Regions from separate parts of the Homo sapiens genome. Here region 2 is linked to region 1. A link is a loop called in an ENCODE intact Hi-C map of the cell type or tissue named here. Cell type or tissue: heart right ventricle. All regions are shown on one strand. Links, peaks and the distances in the headings refer to the core of each region. The heading gives the core; the rest is flanking DNA.

Region 1 (5,378 bases), core at 307-5,306:
CTCTTGCCTAATGGGACTGCCTCTCATTAAACATCTTTGGCTGCCATGGAATTCAGGGAGCAAATGGGATTTCAGGTAGGCTGGCTGTGTTCCAGGTTGTGGTTGTTGTCTGTGTGGGGGCTGTGGGTGTGTGCACTTTGCAGGAGGCTTTTGGATCCCCTTCCAGGAATCTTGGAATGTTGCTTGGACTCGAGCACAAGACAGCTTGTTCTCTCTGGTGAGCCTTGATTTTTATTTGCTCTCATGAAAAAGCCACAGTGCACCTCAACAGTTCTACTGGACGAAGTTTTCAGGCTTTCAATCACCACTAATGACCTCTTGAGACACTGTCTCAACCTCATCTGCATATGTAAAAGGCTAGTTCAAGATGTGAGAACACTGCTCCACCTTGGATTTGCCTTTATGATGGTTCCTGTCTTTCCAAGATCTCTTGTGCTAGGGCAAAGATGAAGGGAGACAGTGAGGTCAAGGCTTAGGCATCTTTTGGTGACACCTGCCTCTGGGATTTCAGGTATAATTCTATCACCCAATTACCCCTCAACAACTCCCAAGTCTATATTGCAAACCACGTGGGACCCGATACTGGCACACAGCCTCTTTAGGAAACACAGTCAGAAGAGCAGTTTCCAGCAACCACCTCACCATCCCAAAACGCCTCCTTCCCTAAAGGGACCCGAACATGGAGACATCCTGAAGGACCCTTAAGATTGACATTTTATAATTTGGGAGTGGATTATCACAGGCAGCCTTTTTCCTGATACCAGACTGGCTCTTCCTGTACCATATTCCGCTTAGGCAAGCTGACAGCTCTGACTGCCAGGCGCCTGAGCATGCATCACTAATGCACATATGCTAGTCTCAGAGAGTGTTTCAAGTGTTGGATATCTGCATATGAGTGTGGCATTGTGTTTTTGTGAGGGTGTCTTTGTGTGTGTGTGTGTGTTGGCCTGTAAGTGGAGATGGATTACAGAAATGTGGCTAATACACTTCAGCGTTTCTTTTTGTGTGTCTCCCAGCCATTTGCTGGCCTGTTTGTGTGGTTTTGCTTGTGCTGCAGTGTTCCCTGTTTTTTATTTTTCTGTGGATCATAAATCCACTGTGAATTGGGAGGGTTGCCGAGAGCCACTGGTGTCCAAATCATCTACACCTGCAAAAAAAGCCAATCTTCTAAAAAGATGAGAAACACACAACACCAAAAAAAATAGACATCTCCCAGTGTTTTATTGTCCTGTGACCAACCAAGGGAGAGAGACACTAGCAATCTTGTCCGCAGGGACCCTTGAATTTACATAGAATTCAATTTCCAGCTGAGCAGGTTCTTCATGTCATGAGGTAGCACTTCTGCAACATCTTGTGATTTCATTCTGGGACATAGAGTATGAGGAGCAGCATGCTCAGATGGGGTGAAGATACAATCTGGTGAGGAGTGGGTGGGGTCCCACAACTTCACCTTCCAAAAAAAAAATGAAGACAGAGGACACAGAAGGTACTCCCAACTCCATGCCTGCATTCCCTTAATTGCACAAGCAGTCCACACTGTGGCTCAGTTTTTAGTTGGGAGTACTCCAACGTACAAGGAACAATAGGAGTGCAAGTCAGGGCCACTTTGGCAAACTCCCGATTTGAGGGCTTTCATACCTGAAAACAAATGGGAATGGAATTCATTGATTCTTTGTGGGATGTGGCTGGTACACTTCCCTCTTATTTTCCTGAGTTCTATGTTTCTCATTGGCGTAGGGTTTCCTGGGTCTGGCTCAATGAGTTCCACACTAAACATTTCCTAGTTCATGGAGAACACCCTCATGGGAATATATTACCAGAGTGTTTCCTTCTAAACACTCTCACTTTTTAATACCTGGGCAGCTTTGATATTTTTAAAACTGTTAATTCCCATTAGAGCCACCAACAAGAAATCTCTTGTTCTCCCATTTCTGTTGGAGAGCTGCATGATTCCTGTTGGATGAGAAGCAGGGAGGTGTGTCTGGCCTTTGTCTGGTAATGTGGCCTTTGTTTCATTTCATCTTCACGGACATCTCATTATGGAAAATCTCTTTTATTGGACAGTTGCTGGATGGAATTGCCTGTCCTTACAGATTATTTAGTCTCCAGGGTTTTCAGAGAGCAAAAAGGGAATACAGGCAGGCTGGCTGCACTCCAGGTTGTGGTTTGTTGTCTCCTTATGGGGGCTGAGGGGCTTTGCACTTTGCAGGAGGTTTTTTAATGTTCTGACAAAAATTATTAAATATTGCTTGGACTCCAGCACAGGGCAGCTCATTGCCTCAGGTGATTTTGATTCTTCTTTGCTTTCATGTGGAGTCCTCGGTGCCCCTCAACAACACCATGGGACACCATTTTCAGGCTGGCCATTTCCACAGACCGTGTCTGAGACACTGTCTTAACCTCATCTTCACCTGTGGGAGGCCAGTTCAAGGAGTGGGAACACTGCTCCACTTTGGACTTGCCTTTGTCATGGTTCCTGCCTTTCTCAGAGAGCCCCTTTGAGGCCCAGGATACAGGGAGGCAGTGAGGACATGTACCCAGCCATCTTTTGCTGACATCCACCTCTAGGGTCACAGATATTATTCCATCACCCAAAGAACCCTCAGCAACACACCAGACTATATTCCAATCCTCATGGGGCCAGATTATTGAAAACAGTCTCTTTCCAGAATGGAGTCAGAAGAGCAGTTTCCAGCGACCACCTCACAGTATCAAAATGCCTCCTCCTCCAGTGGCACCTGACTAAGGAGACATCATGAAGATGCCCTGAGGTCCAGACTTTTAGCGTCCCACTGTGAGTTTTCACAGGCAGCCTTGTTCCTCATACCAAGTGGGCTCTGGCTGTTTCATTTTCCTCTGCTTCAGCAGAATGATGGCTCTAAAAGCTGTGTGTCCTAACCTCCCTTATGAATGTGTGTATTCTAGTCTCAGGGCACCTGGCCTGATTGTGAGCTTTGCCTTGCCTCATAATGAATGTCACCATTTCCTAGTGACAAGTACCTGCAGCTTGGTAGAGGAGAATTCCTTAGATGTGAGTTGGCCTTTGGCTCTCGACTGTCTTTTTTGTGGGATTTAAGTGATTGTCTCATCATCTTAGGAGAGAACATAAGTGAAACAGCCTGAAGAAATGGCAAGCAGAGCCCCAGGAATAAACTGAGAAATCCCTATGGATTTAAATGGATCTGTAGAATTCCTCAAGCCTGCCTAGGCTTTGTAGGGGAGAGTCTGTTTGAAACTTCCACCGCTGTGATTTTTAGGTATAGCCCATATCTCTTCTTTGAGGTATCTCTCTCCCAGTTGGGGCTTACTGAGAAACTACACAGCCTCAGGAACTGCTGGGCTTTGTGTTTCTGTAGGATTGTTGAGAGTGTTGGATGTCTGAGTGTGTGTGGCATTGTGTGTTTGTGTGTCTGTCTGTCTGTAAGTGAAGTCTGCTTAAAGAATTGTGGCAAATGCATTTCAGCACCCTTTTTTTAGTCTCTCACCATTTGGTGGCCTGTCTGTATTGCTCTGCTTGGGCTGCAGGCTCTGTATTCTTTATTTTTCTGTAGGTCATTAATCCACAGTGAATTTGCACACATGCTGAAACCTGCCACCATCCCAATCACCTCCCTATGCCAAAAAATAATAATAATAAAAAAGCCAGTCTTCTAGGAATAGGAGAAGGACATCACACCAAAAGACAAACATTTCTGTGTTTTATTGTGCTGTGGCCAACCCAGGGAGAGACACTAGCAGTTCTTTCTGCAGGGCCCCTTTAAAGGGTTACCTCGAATTCAGTTCCCAGCAGAGCAGGTGCTTCATGTAGTGAGGGGTCACTCCTCCGTTTGTGTTGAGATTTCATCTTAGGACATAGAAAATGAGCAGCAGTAAGGTCAGGTAGGGGTGAGGATTCATTCTGGTGAGGGGTGGATGGGATCAAGCAACCTCACCTGCAAAAAAAATGAAGACCCATGACACTGAATGTGCTTCTGAAACCACTCTTGCATTCCCCTAATTGCACAAGCAGTCCACTCCATGGCCTGGCGTTCAGTTGGGAATACTCCAAAGTTTAAGGAACGTTTGAAGTGCAAGTTGGAGCTTTCCTGGCAAACTCCTGATTTAAGGGCTTTCATACCTGGAGCCAAATGGGAGTAAAATATTTTGATGTTGGGTGAAATGTGGCCTTCACACTTGCCTCTTCTTTCCCTGAATTCCATGTCCCTCATTGGGCTAGTGTTTTCTATGTCTGGCTCAATGACTTTCAAACTGAACATTTCCGAGTTCACAAAGAATGAGCCTTATGGGAATCCATTGCGACGGTGTTTAATTCTAAACACCGTCAAGTTTTAATGACAGGGCAACTTTGATATTTTTAAAACTATAAGTTCCCATTGCAGCCACCAACTAGGAAATTCCTGTTCTTTCACTTCTTTCAGAGGGCTGCATTATTCCTGTAAGATGAGAAACAGACAGCCTATTTTGGCTTTTGCATGGTGATCAAGCCTCTGTTGTATTTCATCTGCAAGTCTTCTCATTAGGAGGGGCTTTTTCATTGTCTGCTGCTGGATGGAACAGCCTCTTGCCACAGATTATTTGGCTGCCAGGGATTTCAAAGAGCACAAGAGACTTCAGGTAGGATGGCTGCTCTCCAGGTTTTGGGTCATTATCTCCTTGTGGGGACTGCGGTTGTTTGCACTTTGCAGGAGACTTTTGGGTTCTCTGACATGAATCATTGAACATTAATTGGACTGCCGCACAAGACAGGTCTTTCACTTAGGTGAGCCTTGATTTTTCTTTTCTACCATGGAGAACCCACAGTGCCTCTCAGCAGCACTACTAGACACACTTTTCAGGCTTGCCATCACCACAGACAACATCTGAGACCCGATTTCAACCTCATCTGCACCTGTGAGAGGCCAGTCCAAGGGGGAGAACACTGCACCACTTTGGACTTGCCTTTGTCATAATTCCTGTCTTTCCCAGAGAGCTGCTACAAGGCTCAGGATGAAGGGAGGCAGTGAGATAAAGAGCCCAGCCATCTTTCACTGACACCCACCTCTGGGGTCTCAGGTATGGTTCTATCTCCTAAGGAATGCTCAACAACGCACCAGATTTTATTCCAATCTCCATGGGACCCGATTCTGGTACACAGTCTCTTTTGGTAATGGAGTCAGAAGAACAGTTTCTGGGAAACACCTCACTGTCTTGAAACACCTCCCCTTTCAGGTAGATCTGACCATGGAGACAGCCAGAAAGGGCACTGAAGTTGAGACTTTTAGGGTCCAGCAATGGGTTATCCCAGGCTGCTTTATTACTGGTATCAAGTCAGTTCTGCCTGTACCATTTTTCTCTGCTTAGGCTGGCTGACAATTCTAACAGCTGGGCACCGGAGCCTG
Region 2 (5,378 bases), core at 240-5,239, 89 kb before region 1:
CTTCACCTTCGACTTGCCTTTGCTATGGTTGCTCCCTTTCCCAGAAAGCCCCTGCAAGGCCCTGGATGAAGGGAGTCAGTGAGGTCAAGAGCCTGGCTATCTTTCACTGACCCCCACCTCTGGGTTTTCAGGTTTGATTCTATCAAATGCAGAAACCTTAAAAACACACCAAACTATATTCCAATCCCCATGGGACCTGATACTTGCACATAGCCTCTTTTGGAAATGGAGTCAGAAGAGCAGATTCCAGTGACCACTACATGTCTCAAAACCCATTCTTTACCAGAGGGATCTGAACACACCAGGTTATATTCCAGTTTTCATGGGACCCAATTGTTACACATAGCTACTTTTGGAAATGGAGCCAGAAGAACAGTTTCCACCCACCAACTCACAGTCTCAAAATGCCCCCTCCTCCAGCTTGACCCAACCATGGAGACAGCCAGAGGGGTCCTTAGGTTGAGAGACCCTCAGGTTGAGGCACCAGGCCTGATCATGAGCTCTGGCTAGCATCACAGTGAATGTCACCGTTGCCTAGGGACCAATACTGGCAGCTTGGCAGAGAAGGAGAACTCTCACATGTCTTCTCTGTGGGATACACAGGATAGTCCCTGGATCCTAAGAGAGGGCAGATGTGAGTCATCCTGAAGAAATGTGAAGGAGAGCCCCAGGAATAAACTGCAAAATTGCTAAGGATCCAAAAGGATCTGCAGGATTCCTCAGGCCTGACTAGAATTTGTAGGGATGAGGCTTTTTGAAACTTGCCCACTGTGATTTCTAGATACAGACTTCCTGTGTTCCCTGGGCTTGATCTCTCCTAGGTGTGGCATCCTGCAGAACCACGCAGCCTCAGGAGTTTCCAGGCTATGTGTTTCTGTGATAGTGTTGGGAGCGTTGAATGCATGCGTGTGTGTGTTTCATTGTGGTCTTTTTTTGTGTGTGTGAGTGTGTGCCTGTAATTTGAGTCAGCATAAAAGAATGTTGCTAACACACCTAACTGTTTTATTTATTTATTTATTTATTTTTATTTTTATTTATTTTTTTACTTTCCCAACCTTTTGTTGGCCTATCTGTGTGGCTCTGCTTGGGTTGTGGCATTCTTTTTTCTTTATTTTATTGTGGATCATGAATCAGCAGGGAATTGTGAGGTGTGCCGAGACCTGTCAGCATCCAGTTCACCTCCTCCTGCAAAAAAAAATAAAGTCACTCTTCTGAAAAGAAGCACACCACACCAAAAAACAGATATCTCTTAATTTTTCATTGTCCTGTCACCAACCCAAGGAGAGACACTAGAAGTTCTTTCCACAGGACCCTTAAATTGACCTCAAATTTGGTTCCTAGCCTGGCAGATGCTTAATATCATGAGGTAGCACTGCACCATCATCTTGGGATTTCATCTTGGGACATAGAGTGTGATTAGCAGTAAGGTCAAATAGGGGTGAGTATAAAATCTGGTAAGGGGTGGATGGAATCCCACAACTTCTCCTGCAAAACAAATTAAGACAGATGAGACAGAATGTGCTTCCAACTCCATCCCTGCATTCCCTTAATTGCACAAGCAGTCCACACCCTGTTCTCGTGTTCCAGTGGGAGTACTCCAATGTGCAAGAAACATTTGGGTGCAAATTGGGGTTATCCAAGCAAATTTTCAATTTGAAACTTTCATACCCAGAGCCAAATGGGTGTGCAATGGATTGATGCCTGGTGGGATTTGGCCTCCATATTTGCCTCTTCTTTTTCTGACTACTATGTTATTCATTGACCTAGGCTTTCCTGGATCTGGCTTAACAATGTCCACACCAAATGTTTCCCTGGTCATGAAGAACAGCCCTCATGAGAATCCATTGCATGAGTGTTTTTTTCTGAACATTTTAATGGGTAGCTTTGATACTTTTAAATACTTTTTTTGATACTTTTAAAACTGTAAATTCCCATTACAGCCACCAGAAATGAAACTCTTGTTCTCCTACTTCTATCGGAGGGGGCTTCATGATTCTTGTAGGATGAGAAGTATGCCGCTGTGTCTAGCTGTTGCCTGGTAATCTAGCCTACGTTTCATCTCATCTGCACAGCCTTCTCATTATGGAGGGGCTCTTTCATTGGGCTTTTGCTATATGGGACTCCCTCTCACCACAGATTATTTAGCTTCCAGGGATTTCAGAGAGCAAAAGAGACTTTGGGTAGCCTAGCCACGCTCCAGGTTTTGAGTTGTTGTCTTGTTGTGGGGGTTGAGGTTATTTCCACATTTCAGTAGGCTTTTGGTCTTCTGACCAGAATCTTTGAAAATTACTTGGACTCCAGCACAAGGCTGCTCATTCTATCATTTGAGTCTTGGTTTTTCTTTTCTTTGGTATGGAAGCCACAGTGCCCCTCAACAGCACTAGTGGGCCTGTTTGTCAGATATGTCATTGCCACAGACAATCTGTGAGACACTGCATCACCCCCATCTGCATGCTTGAGAGACCAGTCCAAGGCGTGAGAACACTGATCCACATTGGTGTGCCTTTGTCATGGTTCCTGCCATTTCCAGAGAGCACCCATGAGGCAAACGATAAGGGGAGACAGCTCAGCTATCTTTCACTGACATCCACCTCTGGGGTCTCAGGTATGATTCTGTCACCCAAAGAAACCACAACAACACACCGGACTATATTCCAATCCCCATGGGACCTAATTCTTGCGCACAGTCTCTTTCAGAAGTACAGCCAGAAGAGCAGTTTACAGTGACCACCTCACAGTCTCAAAACATCTCCTCATCCAGTGGGACATGGCCAGGGAGACTTCCTGAAGCGGCTGTAAGGTTGAGACTTTTAGAGCTTTGCAGTGGGTTTTCACAGGCAGCCTTTTTCCTGATAACATGCCGGCTCTGCCTGTACCATTTTCCTCTGCTTGGGCAGGCTGACAGCTCTGACTGCCAGGTGAACGATCCTGCATCACAAATGTGCATGTGCTAGTCTCCTGGCACGAGGCCTGACTGAACTCTGGTTAGTGTCACAATTAATGTCATCATTGCCTAGCGACAAGTCCCTGCGGCTTGAAGGAGAAGGAGACTTTGGAGGTGTGTGGGCGGTGGACTCTCGCTTGGCTTCTCTGTGGGATTCATGGGATAGTCTTATAATTCTAGGAGAACACAGATATGAGCCAGCCTGAAGAACATCAAGCAGAGCCCCAAGAATAAAACTCAAGTCCCTAAGGATCCACAAGGATCTGCAGGAGTCTTCGGGCCTGCCTAGATTGTAGCAATTGGTCTTTTTAAATCTTGCCCCACTGTGATTTCTAGGTACAGCCCGGCTGTTTTCCTTGGGGTTGCTTTCTCCCAGGTGGACCTTTCTGCAGAACTACAGAGCCTCAGGATTTACCAGGCTGTGTGTTTCTGTCGGAGTGTTTCGAGTGTTGGATTTCTGTGTGTGTGTGTGGCATTTTCTGTGTGTGTGTGTGTGTGTGTGTGTGTGTGCGCGCGCTTGAAACTGGAGTCTGCTTAAAGGAATGTGCTAATGCATTTCAGCGTTCTTTTTTTTTTTTCGAGTCTCAAAACCTTTTGGTGGCCTATCTGTGTGGCTCTGGTTAAGCTGAAGGGTTCCATGTTCTTTACATTTTTGTGTATCATGAATCTGCAGTGAATTGGGAGGTGAGCTGAGACCCGCTGGCATCCAAATCACCTACCCCTGCAAAAAAAGCCCACTCTTCTAGAAAGAAGAGGATCACTCCACACCAAAAAATAGACATCTTCCAGTGTTTTGTTGTCCTGCAGGCAACCCAGAAAGAGGTAGTAGTAGTCCTGCTGCAGGGCCTTTTGAATTTACGTCGAATTTGGTTTCCAGCCCAGCAGGTGCTTCACGTCATGATGGGGTAATTCTCCATTGTCTTGGGATTTCATCATGTGACATAGAGTGTGAGCAGCAATAAGGTCAGATAGGGTTGAGGATTCAATCTGGTGAGGGCTGGATGGGTTACTGCAACTTCAACTGCAAAAAAAAAAAAAAAAATGAACACAGATGACACAGAATGTGCTTCCAAATCCATCCCCACTTTCCCTTAGTTGCACAAGCAGTGTAGACCATGGTTCAGTGTTCAGGTGGGAGAACTACAACATGCAAGGAACATTTGGAGTGCAAATTGGGACTATACTGGCAAATTCCCGATTTGAGGGCTTTTGTAACTATAGCCAAATAAAAGTGGAATAAATTGTTGCTGGGTGGGTTGTGGCCTCCACACTTGCCTTTTCTTTTCCTGACTTCCATATTCGTTGTTGGCCTAGGGTTTCCTGGGTCAGGCTCAATGACTTCCACAATAAACATTTCCCAGTTCATGGAGAATGACCCTCATGGGAATCCATTACCTGAGTGTTTCCTTCTAATCACCTCCCGCTGAAAACAAAGCCACTCTTTTAGAAAGAAGTGGAGCACACTACACCCAAGAACAGACATCTCCCAACATTTAATTGAACCACAATCAACCCAGGAAGAGACACTAGCAGTCCTGTTCACAGGGCCCCTTGAGAGGCAAGCAAGAGTTATGAGAACACCGCTTTACCTTGGAGATGCCTTTGTCACATTTCCTGCCTTTCCCAGAGAGCCTCTCTGAGGCAAAGGATAAATGGGAGGCAGTGAGGTCAAGAGCCTGGCCATAATTCACTGACACCCACTTGTGGGGTTTCAGGTATGATTCTATCACCCAAAGAACCCTTAATAACACACTAGTCTATATTCCAGTCCTCATGAGATCTGATTCCTGCACACAGGCTCTCTCAGGAATGGAGTCAAAAGAGTAGTTTTTAGGGACCGCCTAGGTATAGCCCAGCTGTGTTTCCTGGGGTTGCTCTCTCCCAGGTGGGGCCTTCTGCAGAACCACACAGCCTTAGGATATTCCAGGCTGTGTGTTTCTGTGGGAGTGTTGCATGTCTACATGTTTGTGTGGCTTTGTGTGTTTCTCTATGTGTGTGTGTGTATGTGTATGCCTGCAAGTGGAGTCTGCTTAAAGGAATGTGTCGAACCACTGCAGTGCTTCTTGTTTTTGAGCCTCCCAACCTTTTGGTGACCTACCTGTGTTGCTCTGCTTAGGCTTTGGAGTTTTGCCTCCTTTATTTTTCTTTGAATCATGAATCTGCGTGAATTGGGAGGTGGCCTGATACTTGTCAGCGTCCAAATCACCTCCCCCTTAAAACAAAGCCACTCTTACAGAAAGAAGTAGAGTACATCACACCCAGAATAGACATCTCCCAATGTTTCAGTGTCTCAACCCAGGAAGAGATGCTAGCAGTCCTCTTCACAGGGGCCTCTTGATTTTACCTCATATTTGGACCCCCTTTGAGCATGTGCTTCACGTCATGAGGGGGCAATTCTCAATCATCTTGGGTTTCGTCCTGGGACATAGAGTGT

Evidence for each region. Peaks named below come from ENCODE experiments on the same cell type or tissue, not always from the same donor. Only the 100,000 strongest peaks of a DNase experiment are listed, where the experiment ranks them.
Region 2: it touches region 1 in a loop (6-fold over the local background); 1 of 110 quality-filtered maps calls a loop at or near these places.

Annotation. Positions count from the first base shown.
Region 1 is chrY:8,639,714-8,645,091 of GRCh38, forward strand. LINC00279 (long intergenic non-protein coding RNA 279) reads left to right here. Exons shown (of 4, transcript NR_138045.1): 2 at 4,419-4,614; 3 at 4,966-5,208; 4 at 5,341-5,378. Among named protein-coding and RNA genes, the nearest start is that of LINC00279, 4.1 kb to the left of the region's middle. In heart right ventricle, for the core only: no CTCF peak of the experiment used is centred there; no DNase peak of the experiment used is centred there.
Region 2 is chrY:8,550,860-8,556,237 of GRCh38, forward strand. LOC105377232 (a long non-coding RNA gene) reads right to left here and starts at 409. Exons shown (of 3, transcript XR_938648.1): 1 at 396-409. In heart right ventricle, for the core only: no CTCF peak of the experiment used is centred there; DNase peaks (open chromatin) are centred at 1,602 and 2,972.